Linked DNA regions of Mus musculus: region 2 is linked to region 1. Evidence: chromatin loops called from intact Hi-C (ENCODE). Cell type or tissue: heart. All regions are shown on one strand. Links, peaks and the distances in the headings refer to the core of each region. The heading gives the core; the rest is flanking DNA. Region 1 overlaps Tmem131 (transmembrane protein 131). Region 2 overlaps Tmem131 (transmembrane protein 131).

Region 1 (16,225 bases), core at 5,058-13,057:
CCACTCACATTCCCCTGTCTACCCTTGATCTCCACCACCCTAGCTTTGTGGTGCCCTCCTCACTCTCTGGTTAACCTACTGTGCTGGATTTGTGTGCTGTCACATTTGTGTCAAATGCATGGGCATTGTTCTTTTCAGTCATGCCTACCACTTCAAAAGTATTCATGTGCAAATTTCAAGGCATATTCTTGGTTCTGTGAGAGGAAGAACTATATCATGATCTCCTCTGTCCCTCTAACACTGAGCATAGATGTGTGTGTGTGACTAGTGACTCACCATTGTGTCAGGCATTACCTTTTCCTTTCCTTAACTTGGTATGGTTTTAGACTAGCTTAAGTTTGATGCTTAAAACTTAAGCTAGTCTAAGTGGGCTGGGGAGTCAGTTAAGAGCACTTGTAAAGGAGCTGGGTTCAGTTGTTGCCACCCATACGGAGGCTCATCACCTCCTTGGGCACCAGGCACACATGTTGTGCACAGACACACAGGAAGGCAAAACAGTCATACACACAAAATAATAAATCTAAAAAAACCAAACAGGTTTGCCAAACATGTCTTATTTTAAAGTAGCCAAGAATGCTGACACTCTGTCATGGCTAAGGACAGCCGCCGCAGCTGTCTTACAAAGAACTGTGCCTCTCCTCCTAGTGTCTGTAGTTTTGTCTTAGCACAGTATGATCTTGAGATATGCTGTTCTTTCTTTCCTGTTTTTGTCATCTGTGTTCAGCATGCATATGTAGAAAGAGGGATGCTCCAATAGCCCAGAAGAAGGATGCTCCAGATCGGCCAAGCTCAGAACACTGTGGAGCTGATTGCTTTCAGCTCAGTGGCCCAGTCAGTTTTTAGTGTATTTCCTGGATCTATTGAATGAAATTACATCGTTTGAAAACTTGAGTTCTTATGAATTGTGCACGTGATGAGAATACAGTCGTTTTAGATTATGTCCTATTTCTTCAAACAAAAATATCAGAATTCATTTTGAAAGTTACTTTAGTGGCTGACTGCATTTCTTACTTCATGGTATCTAAACATAAGACTTTAGATATGTAAGCACCACCTGCTCCCAAAAGATCCTTGATAATCTTACCTTACATGTTGGGTCAGGATATCTGAGGCTTGCCATGCCAAATCCTATTTTGTTAACAAGTTCTAGTAGCAAGTCAAGTAGACATGGTACTTGAACACTTAGAATAGAACATTAGTGTAATGAAGTCCAATTGTTTGAAAGTTCCAGGCCCAGATTCCTTATGACTGGGTCTTTGCCACTCAGCTGGAATGTGGTTGTAATTCTTCTTGTATCAACTTTGTGTAATTGTATTAACAATTTATCATATTGTGTCAAAAAAATCTAAGAAAAACATGTTAAACTATATTGTTACCAGTGATATCAATCAAGTAAATATTATTAGTCTATTGAGAAAGTTCTGCTTTACATACCTTTCTGTAAAAAAAAAAAATTATTTTTTTCTTTTCTTTCCTCCTTGTTTGTTTGTTTTTCCTCGTTTTGTTTTATTTGAGATAGGATTTTACTCCGTAACGGAGGCTGGATTTAAAGTCATAAGCCTCCTACCTCTCTATCCCAAGTGCTGACATTGTAGGTTCTTAGAGTTATAGGTGTCACTACATTAGCTTATTTACTAAAATTCACTCACTTTCTTCTAACTTAATGAAGAGCACTAGGTTCTGTAATGTGTGTGTGTGTGTTTGTGTATGCAGGTTGCTCTTGTTTCTTGAGAGGCCAGAGGACAACCTTAGCTGTTGTTCCCAGGTACTATCCATCTTGTTTTAAGACAGTCTCTGTCATTGGTCGGAAAGTTACCAAAGAGTCTGGACCAAGCTACCTAGAGAACCTTAAGGACCTGCCGGCCGTGCTGCTGGCCTTGCTGCCTCTAAGCTTGCAACCATACTCAGAGGATTTTGGTTTTTGGTTTTTGGTTTTTGGTTTTTGGTTTTGTTTTGTTTTGTTTTGTTTTGTTTTGTTTTCGAGACAGGGTTTCTCTGTGTAGCCCTGGCTGCCCTGGAACTCACTTTGTAGACCAGGCTGGCCTCAAACTCATAAATCTGCCTGCCTCTGCCTCTGCCTCCCAAGTGCTGGGATTAAAGGCGTGCACCACCACGACCGGCTTGGGTTTTGTTTTTAACGTGGTTTTTACATTCAGCTGCTATCCTCACACTTTACCCACTGAGCTGTCACTTTGTCCCAGATTCCTGTTCTCTTAAAATGCTTTCTTGTGACAGAAGTCAAGCATCCAACCATGATTTACAGAATTAAAGAGCTGCTTTTCACACTTTTTCTTTTTCTTTCCAGCATTTCTCTGTACCGGGGTAATTGCAGGCCCATACGATTCGAACCGCCCATGCTGGATTTCCATGAGCAGTAAGTAACTTGGAGCTATAGGACAGTTTTACGTGGATTTCTCCTGCCCTTTGCTGTATTAGCTGTGTGAGAAAGCTACAAACCTTAACAAAGCAAATGATGTTGAAGCCTTTGAAACTAGAATCTGCTAAGAATCTGACATAACATAAACTTCGAAAGTCTGAACATTGCCCACACGCTACACCCTGGTTCAGAGGATCCCACCCAGCGTGAGAAGTGGTCTTCACCTGGAAGCCTCATCTGATTAGCACTTTGTCTCTGGCATTTAAAGTCACCTTATTGATAATTTGCATGATATAATGCTCTTAAAGTGCATGTGTCAGCATGTCACCAGTAATATGGTCACTGACCTCGTGAAAGGTCACAGCTAATGCCACAGATATATCTGAGCCAGTCGCCTTCTGCTTAGGGACTCTGGATTCACATATCTCAGGGACTCAAGGAAAGACAAGTGTTTGCCCTGTTGGGCTCAGTTGCAGTGGGTGATGGGGGCATCTTGTATCGTCACCTGGTATAGAAGAATTTTCAAAGGCTCAAGAGCAAGCTGTAAATTAGTGTCTGTACCAGGAGAGCATGTGGCCTAGGGTCTGGTTCTGTGCATGTGTGCATTTGTTAGTGTGCTTTTCTCAGGTGTGGGTGGACTGCAAGTTTATCTTGATTTCTCAGCAGTAAGTTAAGCAGTTGTCTATACTATAAGCCTGTTCTAAATGGAGGTTAGATGTTATACATATTCTTGTGGGTTTAATTATTCTTCTGCCCCTGGGAATATAGGCCCGTCCTTCCTTGCCTCCTTTCCTCCCTCCCTCCTTCCTGTACTACTACAGTAAGTTTCTAAGCAAAAGGCCAAAGTTTCTGTTTTCAATTTTGAGACTGATAGGTAAATAGGTAGTAGATATTAGACTCCTATGCTTTGCTGGGTCAAAGTTTCTAGCTGTCTTACAGGGCCATGTCCTCTGCCAGAGAATCACTGTGTTCTACCTTCTTAGACGTTTTATTTTAGTTATCAATGTTTTAGGTCTCTTCTGGCTAAGCAAACAAAGATTAGAGTGTTGGTTTGTCACCGGCAGCGTTTACTCAGCTGCTTTTGCTATGACACACACAGCAAGGTCAAGTGTCTTTTTCATAGTTTCAGATACAGAAATCGAATGTATCATTTGTTTTTTCTGAAGTGTGGCTGGGTAGTTTGCCTGAGAGTCAAAAGACACTTGGTAGCCTGTCTGTGTCTGATGATGGTCTTCTTGCAGAGGTGCTGAGTTGAGGGGCTTAGGCATGCAGAGAAAAGTGTGTGCACTTGAGAATCAGCCACTGTATAAGTAAAATTGACCTCTGTGCTATTTAGTTTTAAAGACCATAACGTTCAGATAGGGAATAAATGTTATATTGTTCTGAGACAGGTTTAAGTACTGTTAGGACGGTAAACCTCAGGAGGAGGTAGGCTCTCCCAGAGGTAGTTAAGGCTCAGGGTACCTACCTCTCCCACACAATACCTGCAGCAGTGTTAGAATGTGTCAGGAAGGCCAACACCTTGATTATGAACCCCACCTCCCACCCCCCTAGCCTTGCAGAACTAAAAGGAAGTAAGTTTATTTCTATGTATACATACATAAGTATACACACACACACACACACACACACACACACACATTTAAATCTCTGTGTGCACATCTGTGTGTGCCTATGCCATAGGCCCATGCAGACACAAAGAGAACATCGGATCCCCTGGAGCTGGAGTTAGAACTGACTGTGAGCCACCCAGTGTTGGTTCAGGATACTGAACTCAGGTCCTTTGGAAAGAGGAAATGCTCTTAATCACTCACCTATCTCTCCAGCCCATGTTCACACCCAGGGCCTTGTGTTACCACTGCATAGTGTGTGTGTGTGTGTGTGTGTGTGTGTGTGTGTGTGTGTGTGTACATCTCACAGGCCCAGAACTTCTGTTTATGGATTATGCAGTCTGTTACAGCAGCACAAAATGCACTAAGACAGATGCAGTGATAAGATGCAATAACAGAGTTCTTAATTAACAGAGTTCTTAATTCAGTTACAGAATATATCACAATCTTCTTTTAAATGAAAAATATTTAGTGAAAAGGGGCATGTATTTGGTGTTTATCAATATAGTTAATTTTTTTTTTAAATAAAGGCTTTTCTTTCTCTAGTAAAATTACCTCTGAGTGTGTTCTTACGCTAATTTGTTGAGCTCCATGCCGCACTGCAACTTTAGATAGTGTCAGTGCTGTTCTCAGGTGTGGACTCGAGAATGAAGAGGACTGCACAGCACCAAAGCTGTAGTCACCATCAGAGACTGCTCTTGAAACTCACTTTCAAAAGTCTCATCTAACATCTAGTTGTGTTTTCTCCATTGGTGTTTGTGTGTGTGTGTGTGTGTGTGTGTGTGTGTGTGTGTGTGTGTGTGTGTGTGTATGTTCATATGTGTAGCTAGAGATGGATGTCAGATGCCTGCGCTTGGTGTCTTCCTCCATTACTTCTAGACAGGAGGAATTCCACAGACTGGCTAGCCATCAGGCTCCTGGGATCTGTCTGTCTCCTGGGATCACAGAGGTGTGCCATCACACCTGGCCTTTTACATAGGTACCGAGATCCTCATGCCTTCTCCCCAGCCTTTGGTTTCTTTATTGAGGGGATTTGTAAATTTCATTTCAAGGTTTAAACAAAAAAACCTTCAGTTATAGAAAAATACCGGAACTGAAACTAAAAGTTCATGTCCTAATTACTTGTTTCTCAAGTCTGAGTATTGTCCTACCTCCAAAATAGTAGAAATTGGGATGAAGTTAAGCAAGGTTCTGAAAAGGATGATTTTAGTGTGTTTGGGAGATGTTAGCTTCTTTGCTTTCTGAATCATGTATTTCTTTAGGAAAGAATGGCCCCTCTTGCTTTCTTCCCCTAAAACACACAGTTGCACAGGAGAGTATTCAGGAGGCTGAAGCAGGATCAAAAAGTTGAAGACTAAACTGAGGCCTGTCACAAAAGCCAGAGTAGTGAGGCATGTTCTGCATGCTGTGACACTTTATAGATAGATGCCTCCTCCAGAGTTCGTCTGTTCATCCCTCAGAGCTTGAAAAGGTTGCTAATCACTGTTATAAAACTGGAGTTCTGTTTATTGTGTTGAGTGGTATATAGTCACCGTAATAAATTTATAAACAAAATACTTGTGAGGACAAGAACGAGAAGAACTGCCACAGTCTGACCACGTAGAACCTCTACATTTGAACTGTCGTCTCTTATGGCCTCCTTTGCATTTAATGTTATTGAGTCACAAAAGCACAACCATGTTTTATAAACATACTACCTTTTGACTTGCTTTTCAACTTAATATATTGTGAACTTTTTCTGTTTTTATGTGGTATTAGCATCAAGTTATATGGATATATTTGTTGAATTCATTTGCTAATTTTATTTGTTTGCATATTTTGTTTTCGATCAGTGCTGAACCTGGTGTGTTACATACAATTCGACTTCCCTCAAGAGAGTTTCAATTAAAGGACATAAAGAATATTAAAGTTAACCTTTAATATCCTTTATAGCTAGAGAAGAATTTGATGCCATGAACTAGAGGCAACTGGTGTGACAGTAAAGTCATCATTGACTGGAAAGGAAGCAGATAGGCGTTCTTACTGAGGCTGGCCCAGGTCATAGAGAAGCCAAAAACTCGTGGGCTAAGAGAAGCTTCAGCTTCCTGAATGTAGGTGGGAGGACAGATGAGCTTCAGCAGGGCACAAACAAGGCAGGTAACACAGTGAGGAGAACTATTGGAAGCACAGGAAAGGGGCTAATCCTGAGGGTAGAGACCTGGGCTCCGGGCTCCAAAGACAGAGGAGCAACACAAAGGAGCCAGGTGTGCTCTGTGTCTGGTGTTTGCACCCTCCAGCTCTCTACAGAGAACCTCCTCTTGGAGCTTGCGATGGTGTGGGAAAGTGGAGGCTCTGCAAAGCAAGTAGGGCACAAGGGAGAGCAGAGCATCAGGAGTAGGATGCTGCCAGGCTGCCCAGCCCATTACCCACCAGGTGAGTGGACAGCAAGAAGACACCACAAAGGATCCCACTAGAACCACAATGTGCTGGCTCTCTCTATGCTCAGAGGTTTTGGCACTGGAACAGTGAGAAAGACAAGACTAGTGGATTTAATCCACTGAGTGTATATCATCTTATTACATTTTCTTAAATTGCCTAACACATTGCTTTTCCATTATTCAAAACACCTAGTCTAAGAACATTAAATGGAGTGTGTTTTATTTCATAAAGATGAAACTGGGGTTACAGAAGGTAGGTTTTTTTTGTGGGCCAGTGGGGAAACATGCATAGTGGAGTTCATTTAAAAATCAGAACTTGCTGGGAATCTTAAACATGTGTGCCTATATGTTTTTAGCTGTTTGTTTGGGCATATGAGAGGTTTGGCTTATGGTGTAGGAACTGGTTAGGCACATACTGAGGAAGATTTCGAATAGCTGGAACTGTGAGGCACGTGGAACATCTTTTTCAGGCAGTCGGCAGGGGGTCCTGAGCTAGAGAGTGCAATTGAAAGTCCAGTTGGCTTGAGAGCTCCCTTTGATGGAAGTCAGCTGATAGGGGATTTAATTACACCTGCAGAATCACTCCCAGAAACACCTACATTTCAATAGCTTGGGAAGGTATGTTTGCTACAGAATAGCTGCTGGCTCTCTTCCTATCTTCAATCCGCAGGAGAGACTTTCAGAAGTGTCTGTACTCTTAAGCTCTCATGAATGAGAAATGCACTAAAAAGGAATCCTGAGGACTGTAACTTAGACCAGCCTGAGTGTTAGTATCCAGCCACTGTAGGGATATAGACATCAAAATTCCTAACTTTAGTGCTCTTGTCTCAAAAAAGGATGCTCTTTTGCTTAAAATACTTTGTTTGGCAGTGTAGAGCCAGGTTCTCAGGAGACAAAAGTAGCTTCATGACAAGAAAGAGTTATGTTTTCACGATAGAAAGTTATTCCTAAATGAACAAAACCATCCAGGATCTAAAAATGGAACTAGAAACAACAAAGAAACCACAAAGGGAGACAACCCTGGAGTTAGAAAACCTAGGAAAGAGATCAGGAGTCATGGATGCAAGCATCACCAACAGAATACAAGAGATAGAAGAGAGAATCTCAGGTGTGGAAGATACCATAGAAAACATTGACACAACAGTGAAAGAAAATGCAAAAAGCAAAAAGTTCCTAATACAAAACATCCAGGAAATCCAGGACACAATGAGAAGACCACACCTAAGGATAATAGGTATAGACGAGAGTGAAGATTCCCAATTTTCCAACTTCAAGGGCCAGTAAATATCTTCAACAAAATTATAGAGGAAAACTTCCCTAACCTAAAGAAAGAGATGCTCATGAACATACAGGAAACCTACAGAACTCCAAATAGACTGGACCAGAAAAGAAATTCCTCCAGTCACAGAATAATCAAGACACCAACTGCACTAAACAAAGAAAGAATTTTAAAAGCAGTAAGGGAAAAAGGCCAAGTAACATATAAGGCAGACCTATCAGAATTACACCAGACTTCTCACCAGAGACTATGAAAGCCAGAAGATCCTGGGCAGATGTCATACAGACCCTAAGAGAACACAAATGTCAGCCCAGGCTACTATACCCAGCAAAACTCTCAAACACCATAGACGGAGAAAACAAGATATTCTATGAAAAAAACAAATTACACAATATCTTTCCACAAATCCAGCCCTAATAATAGATGGAGAACACCAACACAAGGAGTGAAACTACACCCTAGAAGAAGCAAGAAAGTAATCTTTCAACAAACCCACACAAACATAATTCCACCTCTAACAAGAAAATTAATAGGAAGTAACGACCACTTTTCTGTAATATTGCTTAATATGAAAATTAATATTACAAACATATCCTAATTGATTGAAATTCAAAAATATGAGTGATTAAAAATTTGTTGGCTGTCATGCATTGGTCTTTCTAACTTGATAACTGGAAAAATCCAATATTGCACAATCCATATACACTTTCTGCTTGTTTGTACATGACAGTGTCTTGCTGTGTACCACATAATGGTCTTGAAGTCACGCTCTCCTGTCTCAGCCTCTCTATTAGTAGAATTGTTTATTTGATGTTTTTACAATATACTGTGGTTTTCAGAACAGCTTATATATTTCAAAATTATTTATACAGCCAAAAGAAGTGTAGACAATTAATTTGGGTGGTGGCTTGTAAGAGAACAGCAAAAAGTGAGACTGAAGGCTTTGCTTGATATTTATAATTACTGTATCAATTTTGAAGAAGAGGACTTTATAAATTACTCTTATTCTGAGATGAATGCTTTTCAAAATCATCACAGCCAATGAACCAGAATCTTACCCTCACCTGAAGTCTGTGCCACCCTCCAAGCAGAGCCATTGTTCATTGAAACAGTTGATGAATGACTTCATGGATAGACCATCTCAATACACACACCATTTCTTAAATGAATGTAACCTGTTCCCTGCAAGCTGTGAAGGACAACAGTCACTCAAGTCAAATAGCTTCGACCATAGCAGGAAATCTGTATCCAAAAATCATACCTACAATTCATTCCTTGGCGCAGCAGAACTGTCAACTCTTAGCTTAGCTACAATGGAGGTAGAATCCTTTCGTGATGTGAGGGACATTGAAGTACATTGTAATAAAATGAACTCCAATGTCTAAAAATTGTTCTCATTTTTGTTTTGTACCACATTAAGAGCCAAGATTTTAAGCTCTACTAAAACCAAACAAAAAAAAGGCCTTATCATTTTATGTTCATTTAATAACATGTCCATCATTTTTAAGATTGGTATAAAATATATTGTGTTGAATATGATTAAAAAGATAAAGAGAGAAAAGAAAAAAATATATTTTTATTATATATTTTAATAAAAAGATTATTAAAATAAAAGAGAGAGGAAAAAGTTATTCCTAAGTGGCTTCAGGAAGTAGACAGTTACTATACTTGTTCATGTCCTCTTTGAGTTAGGGTTTTTCCTCCACTCATAGAAACATAGACATTGTTAGTTAATCAGAATTTTTCCCGCATTGATCTATTTTCTTTCTGCCTCCAAACACTCCTGCATTTCTTAAGTGGGTACTAAGTAGGAAGCATGAGGTCAGAGCACCACTGTAGAAGAGCTGCTGTAGGCTACCTGCCTGTTGCCTGAGGACACCTGCCTACCTCTAGCAACCCCGCCCATGTTTGTTTGTTTTTGTTAATAAGTGTTAAGCTTTCTTTTCAGTTGTTCAACCTGTGGGCAAAGTGAGCATGTCCCTGGCACAGGAGCAAATTCTGTTTAAGTTGGATATAACATTTCCATTCTCATTTAGGGTCAGTTTACAGAGAGATATGACCCAGACTAGCTAGGGGTATGAGGACACATGTAAGGGAATTCTGGAGGAGGATTTTTTCCCTCTATGCTGCTCAGTGTATAGAAGTCCCCTCTTCCAGGCTAAGTATGGGATTGGTGACACAGTGTTGTGGCAGCCATCCTGTTACTTGCCAGCGAGCAGTACTTGGCAGGATAGAGGCAGCATGTTGTGTCTCCCAGCAGGAAAATGCAAGGGCGTGTTCCCTGGGCAGCAGGCTGCCATGCTGAGCTCACAAACCCCGGTGGGTGACTGCACTGGCTGGGGCCTTAGTTAGGACACCAGTTTTGTGTCCTTGGTACTTTGTGGAGCACATGGTCCCCTTCCTCTGCCCCTTCTTTTGTCTGCAGGTAGCCTTGTGAGCACACATCTACATATTCGTCCTATCTGAAGCCTGCTGGGGCACCTTTCCCTGATCTTTCATAGCTCTGGCACAAGCCTGTGATTCCCAGTCTATGGCCCCATTCCTCGCCACTGAGGCATCTGAGTACTTCCTGTCCCTTGGAGCACTCATGTCTCTTCTGTCAGTCAGGAGAAAGGTTTTATCAAGTTTATGTACTCTCTCCTACATTCTTCATTGCTCTGCTACCTCCTCTTGGCTCAGGCCCGTGTTAGTTGAAAACTAAGACTGTCTCTACATGTATGGCATTTACTGACTTATCATCCATGCTGTCAACAAATTATAATGTTAAAATTTGATCATGAGGCCAGGGAGATGGCTCAGTGGGTAAAAGCATATACTGCCATGCCTGATACCTAAGTTCAATTTCTGCTATCCACATGGTGGGAGGAGAGAACTGACTCCCAAAGTTGTCCTCTGATCTCTACCCTCATACTTACAGACAGCATGCCCTCCTGTACGTACACACACATACACACACACACACACACACACACAAGGGGAGTAATAAATAAAATTTTTATAAACTTGATCACATTATTATCTTCCCATAAAAAGTCCTTTAATGGTTCCTGTTGTCTTATGATAAATGCGAATAGTCTTCATTTCTTATTCCACATATATAGAAAACTACAGACTGTTTCCTGAAGTCAGTGTGATCTTTCTAACTCTGGGCATGTTCTACATACTTTGAAAATAATCTCCCTCTTTTGTTTCTGAGAGAGAGAGAGAGAATAAATATGAGAATGAATACATGGGCACATGAGTGCAGTGCCCGTGGAATTTAGAGACAAGATCTGTGGAACTGGAGTTGCAGGCACTTGTGAACCATCTGGCATGGTTGCTAGAAACCAAACTCTAGTCCTCTGGAAGCAGTAAATGAGCCATTGAGCCATCTCTCCAGGCACACTAAAGCAGTGTTTCTTACACATAGAAAGAAAACAAATTATGATCGTACATTGAACAGGGGTAGCAGCTATCTATTTTTTTAATGCGTGTATTTGTGTGTGTGTGTGTGTGTGTGTGTGTGTGTATGTTTAGGCAGGTCAAAGAACAACTTGTGGGGATTTGATTCTTTCCTTCCACCATGTAAGTTTAAAGAGTTCTCCCACCCTATATTTCTTAAACAAAGGATTCTGTCACTGAACCTGAAGCACATCCATTCAGCTAGACGGTTGGCCAGATAACCTCAGGACCCTTTATGTTTCTACCTCCTTAACTGTATATGCCCAGGTTTTATGTAGATGTTGGGGTTCACGTTCAGGTCCTCATTCTTGAACAGCAGATGCCAGCCATCTTCCCAGGTCCTTGTAGTTTTATAAGCCGTCTGAAAGCAACAGGCACTATGATTCAGTCATATTTTTAGTTATCATTTCCATATATTTAGAGAATAAGAAAATTGGCAGTTAGTGTAGATGGCCTATAGTACTTCTGCTTCAATCAGTGTTGTAATTGTTTGATTGTAAATGAGAGAACACTGACTGAAACTCCTTAAGGCAAAAAAATAAGACTGATTCAGCCACCATAACAGACAGGTAGGCCCACATTACCTAAGGCTGCCAGGACTCCTGTGTCCTCACCTTGCTCACTCTCAGTACCAATGCTATTTCCCTACAGCCCTGCTGACTGTTTCCACTCTACCTTCTGTAGCCTTCTTTCTCTCTAATCTAAAACATCTTAGCAGAGAGCAATGGTCACCCCAGGTGGATTCATTGTCCAATTCCTGAAGCAGCTGTGTTAAGAAGACGTATATATCAGTGGATGTAATGCTATTCCTAGTTTGTCAGAGTTTCATCAAGAGAGAAATCATAGCCGGGCATGGTGGCGCACGCCTTTAATCCCGGCACTCAGGAGGCAGAGGCAGGTGAATTTCTGAGTTCCAGGCCAGTCTGATCTACAAAGTGAGTTCCAGGACAGTCAGGGCTATACAGAGAAACCCTGTCTTGGAAAAGAGAGAGAGAGAGAGAGAGAGAGAGAGAGAGAGAGAGAGAGAGAGAGAGAGAGAGAGAGAGAGAGAGAAATATATCATACAGTGGGCAGCGGATCCTATTGAAGACCATCTTAGTCCCTTGGCTTCTCATATGCCTGATGACCAGTCAGTAGAGGTCAGCCCTGTGCTCAAAACAACCTTCACAGCTTGCCATGCACAGGTAGACATGGCCTTCCCACTGTTTCCATGGTATCTTCCCAGCTACACAGAAGTGGGATGGATCACCACCTAAAACTGAGTTTAAATATCCAGACTGATGCTGCCACACACAGACATACCCCAGAGGGTATACATTGTCCATCATATAGGTAGTTGATCCATTTAGGATGGGGTTCCTATCCTGACTTCCTTTGATAATGTGGAAGCATAAGCTGAATAAACTCCTTCCTCCCCAAGTTGCTTTTATGGTGTTTCATCACAGCAATAGAAACCTAAACTAAGATATGTACTCCTAAGTAACATAGCCTCCCTTTTTCTTTATTTTGGGTGTTTTTAAATTGACTTTCTGGAATTGGATTTGAAGCTGGAACTTTGCAAACATTCAGCTTACTCTCCACCTTGGACCAGCCTGGAATCCCTTAAATGTGCTTAGAACATTTCCATTCTATTCCCAGCTGTCCTCTAATGACTGGCTGGCCAGGGCTGTGCCTGCCTCTGCTCCCAGAGTTATAGAGAGGCTGGGCCTGCATAGCCAAAGCCCAGAATGGGATCCAGGGCCAGAGTACAATGTCTAGTGACTTCATATGACCTCGCATCACTGTAAAGCTTAAAAAGGAAATGTCATTCTGGCCAGCACAAGTTACAACATCTGTCTACACTAACACAACACAATGAAGTTCTCTGAGAAACCACAGCAGGCCTTCAGCAAGGCTGAGAGCGCAAACAAAGGAAACCAGCTCAGCTTTTACTGGGTTCCCAGTGAGGCTGGTAGAGGCAGAAGTGGTGGCAGCAGTTTGGAATCTTGGTTGTCATAGCCACGAGGAAGCAGAGGGCCTTTCTGTCCCCTGCTCAGATGTACTGGGAAGGGAATGTTGTGGGATGGAGTGTCAGCATGGCTTGAGAATGCTAGCAGTGTGGGCTGTCCTGAGGCACACCTTGCTGCTCTCTAGGAAACCTGGTACTGACTGTCCTCACCTCTGTGGTCACCTCTATTAATAATGGGCTAACACTCATTTCAGAGCACAGATGTAAAATTAGCATTCTGAAGAAATGGGCTGTTTTTTAAAAAAGACTTTTGTGTGTGTCTTTGCCTGTATATATATTTATACCACATGTATGACTGGTACTTGAAGAAGTCAGAAGAAGGCATTGGATCCCCGGAGCCACAGCCAACTATGAGCTACTATGAACCCAAGTCCCCTGCAAAAGCAACAAGTATTCTTAACCAGGCCCCCCAAATAGGTTTTTCTTGGCTTTCTTTTTAAATTAACTTTGTCTTTAATGTTTAATTTCTACTTCACCCTCTCTCCCTGGTATCTTCCCAGCTACACAGAGGTGGGATGGATCACCCTGCCCAGTTTCCAAATGACACTCTGCCATGATTTGGGTACTCACAACCTCCCTTTCTTCCCTCTCCCAAATTATTTATGCCAGTGTCCCTAAGTGTTTTCTGTTTCCATAGCAACATCTTTCTCTCAGGCATTTATTGCAAGCAGTAAACGATGTTTGGGGTAAAAACTGGTTCACTGCATTCTTTGGTTCATATAATTATTAGGTGCAGAAAAATTGGCTTCAGATCTTCAGTTTAAAATCAGTGCATGAAAGCTTTTTCACCCTAATTGCTTTCTGGTTCCAAGAAAATCAAGGAGGCTTCCTTTTTCTAAGAGTTGTTTGGTTGCCTTGTAGCTTCCCACTTCTAATTCTTACTTCCATGCATAGTTTTATAGCATGTGTTTGTGAGAACTGTAGGATGTTGTGGTGATGGAGTTTTACAAAGTGCTGGTGTTGATTTGGCCCGGCTTCCTGCCTGAGGCTGCACAGCAGAATGCTGTATTTCATTCAGCAGGTTTGTCTAGGGGCATTTGGGAAACTATGCCTGCAGCTGTTTCCTGCGGTTGCAGGAAACAGTGATAGAGGAAGTTTAATCCCACAGGATTGCAGCTTACTTTCCCAGCTACTCCCGGTCCTAAGGTTTCCTCCCAGTTCTTTGGAACCTTCCACTCCTGTAGAATCTGGACAGTGTGATCCTTCAGCACAGAGAGCAAAGATGTCCGACTGCTCTGGCTGTGTTCATCTATAAATACCTCCCACTGTTGTCTCTGACTCCTCTGTTTGGAGCAGCCAATAATGGAAACAAACAGGACTAGCACTGGCAAGGGACTGGATATTTGTTTATTTTTAAATTCAACTTGTCTAGCCAGGCAGATCACACATGCTGCTTGTGGTAGTCAGAACTGTAAGATGATTGGGAGAATTTCAGGTTTCTAATACACACACACACACACACACACACACACACACATATATATATACACACATACCTCTTTACAACCAAGCATTAATCCAGATGTGACTGTAACCAAGGCTCTATCTAAATCCTATGGTCTTTAAAATGGAGAGCTATCTGTGTGGCCCAGACCTAGTCCCAAAGCCTTCAAAGGCTGACTTTAGAATGAGGAGCAAAAGTGTTGGACATTTGCAGTAGGAGAGGAACTTGATTTTGGAAGTAGAGGAGCTGCATGGAATCATGCAAACAAAGTAAATGCATTTAGCTCTGCACGAGAACCCAACATGCTCAGCATTTGCAGAAACCTTGTGGAACTTTCTTAGAAACTCGTGCAGTAATGAGTGGAGGTTGCCTTTAACTACTGAGCTTGTGGTAGTAACACAGCCTAGAGCATGAGAGGTGATGCAGAGAGCTTTGCACTGAGAGAGTAGAGGGTAGGCTGGACAAGGAAGGCTCTTCCTACAAACGGAAGCCTCTCGCCATCTTCTCTATCCTCATCACTCCAAATTCCCATAACCCTTCTCTCAGCAAGGCCTTATCTCTTCTACTCGGCATGGCCCAGAACATTTCCTCCTTGATGCCTCAAGACAAATAAGCCAACCTCCCATCGCTGGCCACTCCCATGGACGTCCATACTTGTCTGCTTGAGCCCTGTTGTGTAGCAGGCCATCCACAGCCCTGTTTGAAGGAGACTTTAAAGTACCTGTCTATCTTCACCCTGTCTTTCTCTTAGATGAGATTGCTTGTATTAAAGTTAGACACCAACAAAAGCATGGGGAGCTGACAAAAGCCACTTAGCCTGCAGTCCTTCTGAACTGTCCAGGGACAAAGGTGTTTTTAAGAGAAAGTACATATTGTGCTATGTATCTTTCAAGATACAAGGAATGTGTTTATTTCTCTTTACTGTTCTACTTACAAAGCCGAGGAAATAAGCAGAAAATCTAAATAGAGTAAAAAATCAAAACCCAAGAATTTGAGTACATGTATGAGAAGCCAAGCAAAATGAGTCAGTCCAACAAAGTCAGGCTGTGGCACAGAGGGCAGAAGGCAGGTCCTTACATGCTCTGCTTGCTGCATTGCCCTCATTCCAAATCAAACACACACGACACAACAGGCATCCTTCTGAATATAGGCTCAGAAGTACCCCACAATGTGCCGACAGACAGACCTCATCTGTATGTAAGGGAATCATACACTGTGAGCAAGTAGTAGTATTCTAGGACAATGAAGGGGATACATAAGATCATACATAGATGTAGTAAAGATGCACAGTGTGCTTCCATAGCAAGCATTCTGAACAAACCAAGAACAGAAAGGAATGTTCCAACCTAATGAAGATGATCTGTGAAACCCCAAGGTTGATGTCATGCTGAGAGGGAAACTGTCCCTGCATCAGGAGCAGCTGGGAGTCTTGTCAGCTCTCTTCAGCATCTCATTCTTCTGATTTGGCAATAAGGTAGGGGAAAAAAATCAGTTGGCACCCAGATGGACAAAGAAGCAAGCATCTCTACTTGCAAATGTTCCCCATTCCATGGACTAGATACTGACTCTAAATATAATATTTTAAATTAAGGCTACTAGAAGTAGTAAGTTGAATGCAAGACCAACATACAAAAATAAACCATGGTTTT
Region 2 (16,225 bases), core at 3,383-11,382, 51 kb before region 1:
GGCTCCTTCTCATTTTCTGGCTCATTCTGTCTTCACCTGTGTCTAGCTTGTTCTTTCTCTTCAACCTGTCTCTGTACCACTGTCCCAGTAAAAACTCTTCTCTGTCTCTGCACTGTTCTCTTTAGTAGCTTCCCTTTCTTCTCTCTTATCATGACAGTTGGGCATATCTTCTTCTGTCAAATCTTTCTCTGATTTGTCACTTTGCCATTCAGTTAGACATCACTTTCAAACATGGCTGCTTCCTTCTCCAAACTAACTTTACCTTCATTGTCTTGGATTAAAGATGTGTGCTAAGTAAGGCTGAGCTGCACCACAATTGGAAAGAGGTTTTTGTTTGTGTGTTTGTTTTAGTAAATAACACAATCTTGGGGTTCACAGTGCAATCAGATATCTTGCAACAAGATGCTGGTATCTTTATTCCTTGTAACTGTTTTGAGCTACGGTGGAAGATGCAGGAAAGTGACTTGGAAATGTCACTCCATTGAGGTCTTGCTTGTTCTTGTTCTTCTGTGCTTGCTTGTTTCTGGTGATGTTGGCCTTGGATAAGCAGGCTCTGGCCCTTTGAGCTGCTTCCCCGGTTCCTTGAGGTCTGCAGCTGGGCGCCTCAGGTTTGGATTGTTCTCTAGCAACAAGGCATGACTTCTTGGTCTACCCTCCAGTTTTCTGTGAGTCATAGGGCTTAGTTATTGTTCTTTAGTTTCATGGGTTGGAATAGATGGTCTTCCTGACTCATGTGAACGCCAGACAAGGTGGCACGAGTCTTCTTTATCAGTTACTTCCCCAGCCTTAGGTACCTCAGGTACATATGTGATCAGCATTTTGCTGAGAGCCCAGTGGAGAACCCCACCCTCTACCCCTTTAGAGAACATTTGTTACTTTTTCACATTTATTTTTATTATTTCTAAGGGGTGTGTGTGTGTGTGTGTGTGTGTGTGTACACATGGGTGCCCTCAGAAGCCAGAGGTGTCAATTCCCTTGGAGCTGGAGTTAGAGATTGTTATGAGTCACCATGTGGGTGTCAGGAATCATCAAACTGTGGTCTTCTGCAAGAGCAGCCAGTGCTCTTAACCACTGAACCACCTCTTTCCCCATTCCTGAGGCTCCCTGCCACAGCTCCCTGCCCTGGTTTTTTTCTCAGGAGTCCTCACTGCCTGCTGTCTGCAGTCTCAGCTTCTTCTCAGCTTAGACTTGGAGAATTCACTGAGTTCTAGTAGTTTCTCCTGCCACATTGTGGCCAGCAACACAAGGTGAGCGAACTCCACCTCATGCTGTTTCTTGCTTCCAGTTTTCAAGGTCTTGAGCCCACCCAGACAGGTCAGATGCATCTTAAAAGCATCTGAGTAGAATCTTGGTTTCTACTGCACCAGTGGTTGCCGCTCCTCACATGATCTACCACATTCACAGGGTATTGAGATAATGGCGGAACCTGCCAGGGAAGCCTGTAGACATTATCATGTTCTCTACAGATGGACAGCTTGGAGCACCTATGTCCTCTGCCTCAGACATTTTCCTCTATAGAATAAAGAAGTATGATTTTTATAGAGAATTTTCTTACTCTGCATACATGAAACCGTATTAGAAACAGCAAGGCTGTAAACCTGCTTTTCAGTATGATGATTTTGTATAGATTTTCCTCTGTAAATATAAGTTAGGGTTCTTTATGTAGCTTTCACTGTCCTGGAACTCACTGTGTAGACCAGGCTGGCCTCCAACTCAGAGATAACACCTGTTGCTGCTGCTGCCTCCCAAGTGCTGGGATCAAAGGCGTGTACCACCACCCCTGGCTGGACGTATTTATTTAACCAGGTGTAACTCTCATTTTTATGTTGAGATTTTTCTCAGGGTTTTGTGTTTGTTAATTTCTACAAATTTTTCAAGCTTATGAAAAAAGACTACCACAAATACAGTTTCAGGAACTATGTCAGCTGACTTTTTCCTCTTAGAAATCATATAAAGGTTGCTTCCGCTTATCACACTGACTTATTTGTTGCTTTTGCTTGTTTATCAAACAGAGCAAGTGCTTATGTGCCTGGGCCGTTTCCTCGCAGGCCTTCAGCAGTGTGCCACAGGCCAGCGGTTATAGACTCTGTAGCAGGTGTTGGGATTGTAGGTCACACAGGCTCCTCTTCGAAGGCTCTGTACACTCTCTATGGACAAGATGATTTATGTGCATTTCTAAACAGTTAGGTTCTCACAGCTGCTTCCACCGATGGCATTGTCACGTGTCATTTCACATAGTTGCTGCTGCAGCGATCTCTGGGCTCAGTGTTTGACCTCTGTCTTCAAATGTTTATATCGCAGCTGATAAAACTCTTAAGGCAGACCTCACAGTGCATGGGGAGTCAGTGATGTCAGTCAGTCATTCTCTGTCCTCTTGTCTTTCCCCCATCAGCTGCATTACAAACTTGCCGCATCAGAGAGGGCTTGAGAGGGCTTTGATGCGGGTCAGTGAGCTGGAGGGTGGCGGTGGCGGTGGTGCTGGGGCTGGGGCTGGTTTGGAAGTGCGCAGGTGTTGGTGGCACCTGCTGCTGCTTTACTTTCTTGTGCTTTGCTACTGCACGTCCAGGGTGAAAATGAGCCACAGGCCCAGAAGGGCAGACTTTTGGAAGCTGGTCAAAATGCTTGATGATGCTTTGTCTTTGTGGCAGAACTCAGTCTGAGTTGTCATCCTCTCTGCTGGCCCTAGCCCTGGGACCCAGTCAGCAAGCACGTGTCCTTTTATTTCACCCGGCTGGTTTCTGCCTAAATTCATTGTCTGCTGAATAGGTCAGAGGTTCTCAGATGAATGCTCTTATATATTAGTTTGTCATTTACTAACCATGTAGTTCCCTGCATGGAAATTCCAAATGTGGGCTTTCCTTGACTGAAATGGACGTGCCTATGCTTCTTGTATTCTCAGGCACTTTGTCTAGGTTGAGGAATGTTAGTGTCCGGTAACTTTTTACGTAGAGACATTCTGCCCTTTGTTCTGTCTTCACTATACTCTTAACTTTGGCTTGCATCTCTACTTACATCTTTTTACCCTTTTTTACTCAGTCAAGCTGCATAATGTTATTGCATAATTCATCGGTACCTTTATTCTTATTGAACAGTCACAGGCAGAGTGGAGCTAAGGATGGACCCCAGTGAATCGGTAGGCATTGCTTTAAGGTGGTATTTTATTTGAATAGTGTATGCCAACTTTTCATTCCATTCCCTTGCATAGTGTTCCAGTAGGAAAGCAAGTTTCCTAGTGTATCCCCTGGAGGACGAGTCTCTTGCTTTCTACTTTTAGCTTACAGCAGCACTTTTCCTGGCAACATTTCAGTTCTGGCCATAGCTGCACTAGGATAGTCATTCCCAGTCCACAGGAGGAGAGGTGGACCACACCAGCCGCCCGGGATCTTGGATTGCAGAGGTGACTGGCCTGGAGGCAGATGCCCCGACCCCTGCAGAGCTCCACCCCAGACAGGGTGTTTCCAAAGGTGCTGAGCAGAATTTAGAGCAGTGACTAATTTGCATTATATGATAACATCTGGTAGGTAGCTCTGGAATCAAAGAAGGGAAAATATGAGCCAGCTACATTGGGGAGTGTGAACTTGGAGCATTCTCTTCCTGCTTCTGGTCCTGAAGTATCTTGAAGATACACACATTAGGTTGTTTTCCTGTGAGCAGACTGTCTATAGAGAAGGATGGAACAGTCTTCACCAGGTGGGTGTGGAGATAGATTCTGACTCACTGCAGGACTGCACTCAGACTCAATGGCAGCCTATCAAGAGGCGTGCCAGCCCAGAGATAAGCATTGGAGATAGCAGAGAAGGCTTGAAAGGCTCAGTAATGAGGATCTGTAAAGGAAATGGTTTTGAAAACATAAGATAGGCATTTAAGTGTCTGCCTTAAGAGAAGGGGGAGGTAACCGGCTAGCAGAAGCCAGGAAACAGGACCCAAACAAAGGCAGCCTGGCCTAGTGCCTGGGAGGACCTGGTGCTAGAACAGCAGTGTTTGTTTATCCAGGCACACACTGCTGCTCCTCTCAAGGGGCTGGCTCGAAGTCCAAGTTCTGGGTGACCTCAGTGCCTGTAGCATTGGAGATAAAAGCTTAACCTAGATATACCCAGTAGTTACAAATTGTTCCTTAGTGAGTGAATTTATCAGCTAACTAACATAAATGTTGCCATATCCTCTTTATTGTAATGGGAGTTCCTTAGAAAACTGGTTTGAGTGGAGAGCTGTAGATGGCCTGTAGTCCTTGATAACAGTAGCCAGGACGCTTGCTCTGGCCAGTATCTGTCTGCAGCATATGGGACAGGTGGAGGCTGTTGAGAGTTCCCCTTGCCTCCTGCACTTCCTGTAAGCCAGCACTGCTTGACTGGTTGTGAAGATTTCTGTTTGTATCTAGGCAGCTCCTCTGAGGGTGGGACTTAACTCTCAGAGGCCCCATTGCAGTGAGATAGAGGGCCTGCTAGTTTATCTGTGGTACACATGGCCCATGGCAAGGGCTCAGTAATTCTGCTTAACCACAAGTGGGACTGGCTCATGTCCCACTCATGTTCACCTCAGAACTTTTCGCTGCTATCTTAAAGTCTTAATATACTAAATATACTTAATATTAAAATGCCACCTGAATTTTCAATTGACTTTTTTACATTTACTTTGTGTGTATATGGCACATGTGTGAAGGTCAGAGGACAACTTGTGGGACTTGGTTCTTTCCACTGTGTGAGCTCTGGGACTAGAACTCAGTAGTTAGGCTTAGCAGTGAGTGCCTTTACCAGATATTTCATCCCACTGGACCTTTTAAATATATTCTATTTGATTATATACAGATTCTGTGAGCCCCTATCTAGTAGTTACATCTCATTTTTTGTCTTGATTTTTTTTTTCTTTTTTTTCTTTTTAAAGACATGGCCTCAGGTAGCTCAGCATGGCCTGTGTAGTCAGAGATGACTCTGAACTGCTGCCCTCTTTGCCTCTATCTCCTAAGTGCTGGGATTACAGATGTGTAACACCATACCCTGTTTATTTGGTGCTGGGACGGAATGGAGGGCCTCATGCATACTAATTAGACAACACTGTACCAGCTGAATTGTTTCCACCCCTTTTACATCTCTCTATTCAGGCTCCAGCCAGGTTAGACTGGACCCTGGTAAGTTTATTCATGAAGTTTTATTCAGTAGTACCATTTCCTAAGCTAGACCTGGAAACAGTCTTTTATCTGATGGCTGAACAGATTCTAGGCAGACACTTGCTTACTGGTGGTTGCTGTGATGGGCCTGGAATTGGGGGCAGGAGTGCACTGGGGACGTTGGGGAAGGCACACCTCAGGACACACTCAGTGTGAGTCAGTCTGTGTGTCTCCTATAATGATTATTTTCTTATAAGTTCAGCTTTTAAAAAAGCTTTTGGGATCCCCAAATACACAAATGCCATCTAAAGCTGTCATTGTTCAGGATGAGTGACCCATTTGGGAGCTTAGGCAGTAAGACACTGTATCTTTGTTACAAGGCATCTTTGTCTGCAGACTCTTGAATTTCTTTTTTTGCCTTCTGCCTCCTACCTAAAAAGGACAAAACCAGAACAAACAAGAAAAGATAGCCACAGGAAACAGTGGTGGAAGGCATTGCTGCAGGAGGTGGGAGAGAGTGTGTTAGGATTAGAGACAGCAGCATTGAGACTCCAGGACTGACTGACTTCGACCAATCAAGGATCCTGAGTCTGGCTTCCCTTAGACTAAATGGGAACAACTTTAGTTTAAAGATTCTCTCCGCTACCCACCTTTACCTTCTTCTCTCTCCACTGGCAACTCTCTCGAAAAGGTTCTCAATGCAGTATTTTATTTAGCAGGTATTATTTTTTACTATAATCTAAGTACTTATTTAAATACCTTTCCATTTAATCTTACTATTTTTTAAAAATAGGTGTTTGTGCGCATGTGCACACATATGTGTGTGCGTGCCTGCATGCGTGTGTCAGGGTCCACAGAGGCCAGAAGAGAGCATTGGTTCCAAGGAACAGGACTTAGAGGCAGTTGTGAGCTGCCCCATGTGAGTGCTGGGAACCACACTTGGCTCCTCTGGAAGAGCAGCAAGCACTCTTAACTGCAGAGCTGTTTCGATGCCTTTATTTTTATGTTTCCTCTTTTTGACCTGGTCTGGAACTGAAATAAATGGAACCTTTTCAGAGAGCTGACTTCATGGCCACATATGAATAGGTTTAGCTCTCACGCTGTGTAATGATCCACATCATCCTTACCCCAGTGCTTTTAATATGCTGCTGTTCTTAGGTAGAATGTAAGGAAGACATATAGTCATTAGCTTCTAATATGTATATAACCTATATATTGATCAGCTTCTAATGGGGAGAATAGTCATGGTGAAGGACTTAGGGTGGAATCAAGCTAACTCAGTTTTGCTGAGTCAAAGTGATCTGGGACTCACCATCTTCCTGCCTCAGTTTCCCTAATACTGGGATTGCAGGTGTATCCCACCATTTCCAACTATAAGTATGCCTTGTTTTGTTTTAAGTAGTGGGCAGATCTGTGAACAGTCTGTGGAAAGCTTGGTCAGAGCAAGCATGTTTTCCTGATAAATGATTCCCTTACTCTTGTGTAGGAGACAGGCTCTTATCTCTTGTAGAGACTAAGCATACTTGGGAGGCGGGCTTGCCTCTGACCTTGGGCAAGTGTTGTAGCCCTCTTGTCACACCTACCTGATCTGCTTGGGTGGGTACCATGGAGTACTCACCTTCTGAGGTGTTCTAAATGATGGTGAATAGGCTTGGCAGGCAGCAGGAAGTACTAGATCTGGATTAGCTGTTACATATTCATAGTATGTTTCAGTGGGAGGTGCTTATGCAATACCAGGCAAGTCACATTGCTGTTATTTTCAGCTGGACGAGACCAGTTTCTTGGTCTGAAGATATCCCATGTATTCAGTTGAGCAAACATTCATTGAGGATCAGTGTGCTAGACATTGGGTTGGTCATCAGCACCCCAGCAATGAAGGGATCCCCAACTTCTAGGAACTTGCATTTTCTTTGTGGTGTTCTTTGTCTTCCCAAAGTGCTTTCAAGATCAGGACACAATTTGAAAAGCAGGAGAAATTCCAAAAATCGGGGGAGCCATCCACCCAGTCACCCAGTCACCTACCTACCTACCTTCCTATATTCCATATGTATTGGTGTTTTGCCTGCATGTAGTCTGTAAAGGTGTCATCCCCTGGAACTGAAATAACAGAAAGTTGTGAGCCGCCACATGGTTGCTGGGAGTTGAACCTGGGTCCTCTGGAAGAACAGCCAGTTTTCAACGGCTCAGCCATTGCTCTCTCCAGATTCCTTCCCCCCCCACTCCCCAAAGAAGACATTTAGGATAGATTAAAGTACATTGTCCCTCCTCAGATGTTGCTGTTACCACTCCAGGAAGATTCTGTCTGAGTTGGATGTGGGATTCCATATTGGCTTATTCTTGCTGAATATGCTGCGGTGAAAGCAGCCAACTTGCTTCGTAAGGTTAACATGTTTTATGGATGTGTTGTCTGCTTCATGACGGTGAAAAATATATTTGTCCGTATCAGATAGTGATAGCAAAGAAATAAACTTGGTAACTTTACATTTAAACTTTTTAATTTTTTGGAGTAGGGTGTAGTAGTGTTGCCTATGTTCCCAGCGTTTCAGAGACTAAAACAAGATTGTACATTCCTTTGCACATTAGACTACCCAGTAGGATTTATTCTCTTCTTGCAGTGGTAGCCGCCGACCGAACTGTTACGTCTCCTCTTCAGGGGTTTGGATGACAGGTATGGATCTATAGGAGCAGTCTTTTTTTTTTTTTTTTTTTTAATTAAGAAAAATTTGTATCTGTATGCATGCATATGGGCTCGTGCCCATCTGAGTGTAGGTAATCTAGGAAGCCAGATGACGTGTTCAAATCCTCTGGAACGGGAGTTGAGGCTGACATGGGTGTTGGCAACAGAACTCGGGTCTTCTGCAAGAGCAGTACACACGCAGCTGCCGCTCTTAACGCCACGCCATCTCTGTGGCCCCTGCTGTTCTTGGTCAGAATCTTCCTTTTCACTGGGTTTTCTTCTCAGAGCCTGCTCTTCTCCTAAGTTGTTTTTGCGTGGCCCTTCTTTCTGTACTCATTAAAGTTTTAAGATCTGGCTAAAAGAACCACAGGGCGGAGGTCCTGGGCAACTGCCATCGACTCCTAACTCATCTCAACTCAGAATCACACTTAGATCATGTATTCATAGCAGGCAGAGGACAGAAAATATGGCAGCTTTTTAGGTTAGCCTAGGCGAAGACTAGTTTATACACTGGAGAATTTCTTTCATACTGTTTAGAAGCAGTTTTAAATAATCTACGCTGTTTGGGAGGTTAGTGGAGTTGTGCCAGTCTTTCTGGTTTGTTGTTGTTGTTGTTGTTTTAATTAATTTATTTTTTAAGACAGGCTCTCACTGTCTTGACTGTCTTGGACTCACTATGTAGACCAGGCCTGCCTGGGCCTCCTGGGTGCTGGGATTAAGGTGTGTGTTATACAACGCCTGCCAGTTGTGCCAGTCTTGACCCAGCATTCCCATTGTCCACTACATGCTCAGCAGAGGGTTCCATGGCCATCCCTGACAGGAGTACTTGGTAGGTTGTAGCTCTCTCCTGTGTCCCAGCTCCCTCATGTATGTAGATGAGGACCCAGGTCTGGCCAAGAGCCAGTGTTTTCCCTAGTTTTCTTTGATAGGAGCTAATAGCAAAAGGTAAACTTACTATCAGTTAACCACCCCAAACCCAAAACTGAAAATTCAGAATGCTCCTAATTTTGAGGGCTTATATGCTGCCACAAGTGGAAAACTTTATACCCGATTTCATCTGAGAGGTCACAGGCAAACCTAGGTACATAGCTGGGGTGCGGCTCAGAGATGGAGCACGTGGCTCCCTCACTCATGTTAGAGCTTGTGCTCAGCGCTGTAAACCACAGGCACCGAATGCATGCCCACTCAGAATACTCTCTGAAATTTCCTTCAGGCCATGTGTATTCCTATATGTAAAATGTAATTTTTTTGTTTGTTTGTTTAGACTTGGGTCTCATCCCTAAAAGCATTCCAGAATCTGAAAAAAAAAAAATCTGAAATCTAAAACAGTCTTTCTGTTTGTAATTGTTTGCAGTATGTGACACTCAGTTTGTACTTGGTAGTTTATTCCTGACTTAGGAATTTCTACCCTTCTTCCCAGGGAATTAAGCTAGTGTATACTCTTTACCCAGCAGCACAGAGAGCACATAGTAGGTGCTGCTAGACATTTGTGTTCGTGTTAATTTCTTCTGGTTTGCTGTGAAGGTGGAGATAAGGAAAAGACTCTACAGTGGAATTGACTTAGAAGGACATGTGTCTGCTGTATATTAAAAAGCTTAGTGGATAAAAGTGGACCTATTCTTAGCTACATGGGATTCTTGTTTTCCTCAGTAACATTTATTCGACTATTTTAAGGAAATCATGGAAAATATTGACTTCCTTCCTAATGGTGTCCCCTGAGGCTTCCTGCACTGCCACTGAGCTTGCTCCACACGAGTGGTATGTGACTCTGGACCTAGCTTCAGAAATGGGAAATGACTTGAGCAACAATTGCAAGGAAGTAGAGGTCAGAGGTCAGCATTGAGAAAACTCAGCGGAAGAGTAGAATGTTGTAGCCGTTTCCCACATTCCTTAGCAGTGTTTTGGGCATTGAAGCTCTTTTAATTGAGAAAGGAAACGAGGTCTTTGATTGGCAGCTGGGTGATGGGGCTGTGCGGTGGAGGTGCAGGGAGGCTTCTGTCTACAGAGAAACTTCCAGGAATGAACACTGGATTTGCAAGTTTCTTAGAAGTAGATTGGACTATCAGAATGTTCCTATACGCAGGCTACTTTGAGCTTGTGGGGAGAGAAATGGATTTTGGGGAAACATTCTAATTTAAAAAAATGTTTTATTCTTTCAGATGTTACTTCAATCCTATGCAAATATTTTGAACTTTAAGAGTAATGTACCACATGTACTTGCATAGGTCTAGAACTTGTAAGAATGTGGTATAGCATTAGCATTACCTGGTATTCATTCATTCATTTATTTTTATGTATAGTCCCAGCTGGCCTTGGAATTTGTGATCCTCCTGCCTCAACCTCACAGGTTCTGGTGTTAGAGGCATGTACTACCAACCACTCCTAATTCGTTTTTCTGATTCCAAACTAATGTTCTAGTAAGTATAGTTTCATTGTGTTTCCTTTCCTTTCTTCCTTCCTCTTTTCTTTGTGTGTGTATGTGTGCGTGTGTGCGTGCGTGCTTGAGTGCGCATGTGTGTGTGTATTGGAGTCTGAACTCAGTCTCCATACATTTTACTCATGCTCTCCCACCATGCTTCCCTCCAACCCTTCAGTAATATAAAGCTGACTAGGTACTGGGATCTTAGGGTAGAAAAGCCGTTGAAATACATACAGCACATAAGAGATCGTGAACAGACCAAAAGTAAGGGGCAGCTGTGTTTGTCTTCAGAGTGTGAAGGCTGTGGCAGGGGTGTTAAGAGCTGCCCTCTGTGCTGGGCGGTAGTCGTATATGCCTTTAATCCCAGCACTCGGGAGGCAGAGGCAGGCAGATTTATGAGTTGGAGGCCAGTCTGGTCTACAGAGTGAGTTCCAGGACAGCCAGGGCTACACAGAGAAACCCTGTCTCAAAAAAAAAAAAAAAAAACAAAAACAAAACAAAAAAAGAGCTGCCTTCTGAGGGACCTTAGCACATCATTTTATGCATGAGACCTTCTTCTAGGGGAAAAATAGTATGTTGACTGAGTTTTATGGATTGCATCCCACCAAACTCCCTCCGCTTATTTGCTTCATAGGAATACTTATTGTGCAGTAAGCTTCACCAGTTTTAAGTATTCTCAGATTAATTTTAAAAACGTGCAGCTGTGGAAACAGGAACGTTCATTGTCTTGAAAGTCCGTGGCTTCTTCTTCACAGTTAGTATCTCCCTCAGTGGGCCAGGCAGCTACTTGTCGTCTTTCTGTCACGGACTCATTGTCTTGTCTAGACTTTCAGATAAATAGATCATTTTGTATGGAGTCCGAGAGGTTTGACTTGATTCACATAGCTTAAGCTTTCGAAGCCCTTGTGCTGCGTGTGTGTGGTAAGCGTTTATTGCCGAGTGGAGAGATCCCTCTGTATGATGTAATGGTGTGTTCCTTACCTACTGGTGAACTTAACTTTGCTTTTCTCCCTATTCTGGAGCCGTGATGTTTAAATTTTTTATGAATGTCCAAGAAGCCTTTTTTAAAGGTATTGTTTCTTTCTTGAAAGCACCTAGAATAGGTTGATGTGTCTGATTAGGTGGTGATGTTTAATTTTAATAAACTGTCAAGCTGTCCTCAGCCATGTGAGAGTTCTACCTCCTTGTGTAGGATATCTTTGTTCACATTCGACATTAGTCATTTTGTAAGTGGGTAGTGCTGTGTTTTGTTACTGTTACTAGAATTTGTGAAGTGGCTAGTGGTAGGCAAGGGCCATCTTCTGTTCTCTTTGGCCATTTGTAGAACTCCTTTTGTTTTCAGTCAGATCTTCTCAATTTTTATCGAGCTGTCTTATTAATTTTTGAAAGTTCTTTGTGTCATAGATGCAAATGTTTCATTAGATATATAGTTTATACTTTTTCTACTATATAGTCGGTGTTCTCATTTTTGTCTTTATTTCTAAAAAATGGAGATGGGGCTAGAGAGATGGCTCAGTGGTTAAAAGCACTGTCTGCTCTTCCAGAGGACCTGGGTTCACCAAATCTTAGTACCCACATGGAGAGCTACATCTCTTTATAACTCCAGTTTCAGAGAGTCTAATGCCCTCATCTGGCCTCTGCAGGCACCACACATTCACATGGTGCACAGACATAACCTGTGAGCAAGACATGCATACACATAAAAAATTAATAAACAATCAATTGTTGGTTGTTGGGTTTTGAGATAAAGTATCACTTTGGGTCTCACATTCTCAATCTTGTCCTTGTGACTACAGGCACACACCACACACCTAGCTATAAACAATGGCTTCTGAGAATAAATGTTTTCAATTTTAATGAAGTACAAATTAAATTTTTTTTCATTTTTGATTCTGTACTTTTTGTGTCCTATAAGATTTTTTCCCCTGAACCAAAGTGACAAAAATTTACAAAGGTTTGTGTGTTTGTGTAGAATACACAGGCTAGGAGTAGACTGTTGTTACTGAGGTCTGAAATGCACTCTGAGCTAATCCAGTGTTCAGTGGACATCAACAGTCATTATTTGCATATGCCTATTCATCTGTTTCAGCACAATTAATGGAGACTATCTCTCACCAAATTGCTGTGGCACTCTTTTTGAAAATATGTCAATCATATGTGCACATGGCAGTGCTTTAGATTGTCAGTGCTATTCTTTTTCGGGTGGAGGTCAAACTTATTCATGTGGGCAGGTATTCTCCCACAGACCACATCCTCAGCTCTCTGTCACACTTGTCCTTTGTTTGTTGCAGCTCATCTTTTGTTTATTGAAACAGGAATATGTCATATGGCCTTGAACTCTTGTTTCTTCTGCCTCAGCTTCCCGAGAGCTGGCGAGGATTGCAGGTGGAAACCACCCTACCTGGCTGCTTTTCTAATTTCTCTGAATGTCCCTGAATTTTAAACCTATGAAATTAAAGCTTATAACTGACTCACATCAGTGAGATCACAAAGTAGCCTGTCCCTTCCCTATCATCTGAGCTAGCTGGTGCTTCTGTTTATAGCTAGGAGCAAACACCAACAATGGTACTCCAAGCTTGTACAGCAACAGCAGACTAGAGGGGAGTGATGCATTGTGCCTGCTACTAGACAGGACAATACAGTGATGCTTGTATGCTCACAAAGCAAAAGCTAGAGACTATGAAACTTACAGGAACAGTAAAACCTGCTGTTCAGAGAGACAGGAAGTACTTGGATTTAGCCCAACTTTTGGTTTGGGGTCTTAGATTAGTCTTAGACACTAAGAACCTGCCCAAACCCAGTAGTGTCTTTTTTTCTCTTTGTAAAATCTCTCACATATGACTATCTGGTTTTATGTTAAGATTCTGTTGAATGGTTCTTCTAACTTAAAATTTATCAGAGATAAGCTGTTAAAGACTGGCAATGAGTAAAACTATTGAGCCATGTGTTTAAAAAGTATGTTTAAGGGCTGGCGAGATGGCTCAGTTGTTAAGAGTGCCGACTGCTCTTCCGAAGGTCCTGAGTTCAAATCCCAGCAACCACATGGTGGCTCACAGCCATCCTTAATGAAATCTGATGCCCTCTTCTAAATACATACATACATACACAAATACACAAATACATAAATACATAAATAAATAAAACAATTTTTAAAGTATGTTTATAGCATTAAAAGTTTGGTTTAAACTATGTACTAAAGAAATATATTCTTTAAATCTCTTTTTCTAATTATAGTACACTCTCAATTTAATATTAAACCTACAGAATAAACCTAAATGAGGCCCATGTTTTTCTAACTACTTGGAGTCATTAATTTCACTTAAAACCGATTTTACTTTATAAATGTCTGCTTGTGCTTACTGCAAGCCTTTGCTGTCAGTAGCATTCTGTTCTGGGGCTTTCTTTTTAACTTTAAAGAGTACAGTTCTTACGACGCTTAGACGTGATTGGTGGATGCTGAAGGAAAGGAGTACTTATTGGGTGTATGGTCTCATTGGTCCCCGTCTGGAAGATTTGAGTCATGAGCATGTTTGGGTACATTAAAATGAAGCTTTACCTCCTTGGCTCTTTATTAAAACTTCATTTTTAGGTTTTTGGGTTAGTTTGTTGTTTTGATGTTTTGTTTTTCACAACAGGGTTTTCTCTGTACAACCTTAGCTGTCTTGGAACTTGCTCTGTAGACCAGGTAGCTCTCAAATCAGAACTCAAAGATCTGCCTGCCTCTCTGCCTCTCTGCCTCTCTGCCTCTCTGCCTCTCTGCCTCTCTGCCTCTCTGCCTCTCTGCCTCTCTGCCTCTCTGCCTCTCTGCCTCTCTGCCTCTCTGCCTCTGCCTCGAGTGTTGGGATAAAAGGCGTGTGCCACCAACGCCCTGGCACATTTTTATGTTTTGATTGTTGAGCAGTTTTCTTCCTCACTGGTAAGAAACTTACCTGACTCTTGGCAGGCAGAGGAGTGCATGTGCTGTACACACTCGGCTGTAGCGTCTGCATGCCTGGCGCCCGCACACTATGCCCCACTCCCCTCTAACCTCAACTTGTAGTCCATCTGGGAGGTGCCATGACCTCAAACAGAAAATTCCTCCTAAGTAGTGACAGTGACTGCTTTTGCATTCTCTTTCCCCCCGAAGGGAAATGGCCTCCAAATAGGCCTACTCTAGTAGGTGCAGTAGTGGGAAAATGAAGGGCCATGATGCTGTTAGCTACTGGACAGATGGTTGGAGCTGTAGAAATGCAGAAGAGAGAGGAGAGGTGAAATTCAGTATTGCTATTCTCAGGTTTGACTAATGTTTTAATGGAAGTGTGATACACATTTAAAACACATTTTAGGTACATGGCTTTTGAATTATATGTGAAAATATCAGTGAACACTCCTAAGTAAAATTTTATTTTTAAGATTTATTTGTTCTTATTTTATGTGCATGGGTATTTTTATGTATGGATGTTTTGCTTGCATGTATGCTTGTATTACACATGCATTCAGAGCCTGCAAGGACCAGAAAGAACTGGCATTATAGTTGCGTATAGTTGTGAGGGTTCTGGGAACTGAACCTGGGTCCTTTGGGAAAACAGTCAGTGCTCCTGACCACTGAGCCACCTCCAGCTTCCCAAGTAAAAATTAATAGACTATCCAGCTTTGCCATAATTTTTCATTGGAAAATACATTAGTAAAGTAACCACCTTTATCAGTAGTTATTGTCTTGGAAAGTACATGGATATGTGTGTTTTCTTTTGTGTCCTTGTGCTGAAAGTTTGAATATTCCACAAGTAAATACTTTCTAACTTAGTGACTGAGGGTGGATGCCATCACATGGCATACTTCTGGTTTTCTGAAGGGGCGAGTACTTCCAAATAGTAAGCCAATTGGATATGTGGACATTGTGTATTGGGAGAAAATGCCTCCTGTAGTTGATGTAAGACAGTTACTTGGACTCTTCCTAAAACTTTTGCATAAAAACAACCAAAGAAATCCTGTATAGAATGTGGGAAGGAATATTGACTTTATAAAAACTGATATATCAAAATAAAGTTAATGAAGGACGTTTGAAGTGTGTAGTTGGAGCTGGCCCTTGTGACTGCCCCAGTGAGGTTACAGAGATGAGTATCCTCTCCAGTCTCTTTGTCATCTTTTGGCAACAGGTCTTGCCTTTCTCTCCTTGTGCTTACTTAGTATATTCTAACTTTGTAAATTAACATAGTAATTATGTGATTCATTTGTCAGATTGTATGTGTTGATGATTGCTTTTCTTACTGCTGCACAGTAGTCTGTTGTGGGATAGTTATCACACAGTTGCCAGCCACTTGCCCAGGGGCGGAAGTGTGGTTGTCACCTGTAAGCATCTATGTAGAAGTCACTGTGTCTGTCTTGTAGAGATCCCTAGGAATGGCATGTGTAGGTATAGACGTATACTTAACCATTTCAGAAAGTACAACTTGTTTTTCAGAGCGGCTGCGCCAGTGTACACTCGTTTCCACACGGTGAGCCTCAGTCAGGTGACTATAAAGTGCTGATGTCTAGCTTGGCAGGTGGGTAAGCTCATTTGTCAGCTCACAAATGACTAGCTTTAGTTGATTAGTTCAGTCAACTAAACTAGTGTGGCCTTTTCTCTAGTGACGGGGGATCTTTGTTGTTAACTTTTGAGACAGTGTCATGTAGTCCAAGTCTTGGGCAGTCCTGCCTGGGCTCCACGTGCTGGGATGACAGTCATGTGACTAGCAACGGTGAGCGTCTTGCCCTGTGCTCACTTTGCTGCCATTCAGACTGTCTTTACCTAAGTGCTCATCAAATCTTCTCTGGAGGTTCACGGTTGAGTTTTCTTAATTTAGTTGAAAGCTGTATTTACATATTCTAGATACATTTGTATCTAATCTAAATGTATCTCAAGTTTGTTTTGCAAATACCATTTCTAGTCTGTGGCTGGTATCTTTACTATAGTCTCTAGAAAACTTTATTATTATTATTCACTTTAATCATATCTGACTTTTCTTTCAGTTTATGGCTGTGCAGGCTTATGTTCCTGCATTACAGC

Evidence for each region. Hi-C counts contacts between places; a loop is a spot of excess contacts. Peaks named below come from ENCODE experiments on the same cell type or tissue, not always from the same donor. Only the 100,000 strongest peaks of a DNase experiment are listed, where the experiment ranks them.
Region 2: it touches region 1 in a loop (3-fold over the local background); 4 of 42 quality-filtered maps call a loop at or near these places.

The regions. Positions count from the first base shown.
Region 1 is chr1:36,858,661-36,874,885 of GRCm38, reverse strand. Tmem131 (transmembrane protein 131) reads left to right here. Exons shown (of 41, transcript NM_018872.2): 4 at 2,306-2,374. Among named protein-coding and RNA genes, the nearest start is that of Tmem131, 73 kb to the left of the region's middle. In heart, for the core only: no CTCF peak of the experiment used is centred there; DNase peaks (open chromatin) are centred at 9,935 and 12,925; H3K27ac peaks cover 760 bases.
Region 2 is chr1:36,908,042-36,924,266 of GRCm38, reverse strand. All of the region lies in intron 1 of Tmem131 (transmembrane protein 131), which reads left to right. Among named protein-coding and RNA genes, the nearest start is that of Tmem131, 23 kb to the left of the region's middle. In heart, for the core only: a CTCF peak has its summit at 9,552; DNase peaks (open chromatin) are centred at 3,976 and 9,546; H3K4me3 peaks cover 430 bases; H3K27ac peaks cover 2,815 bases.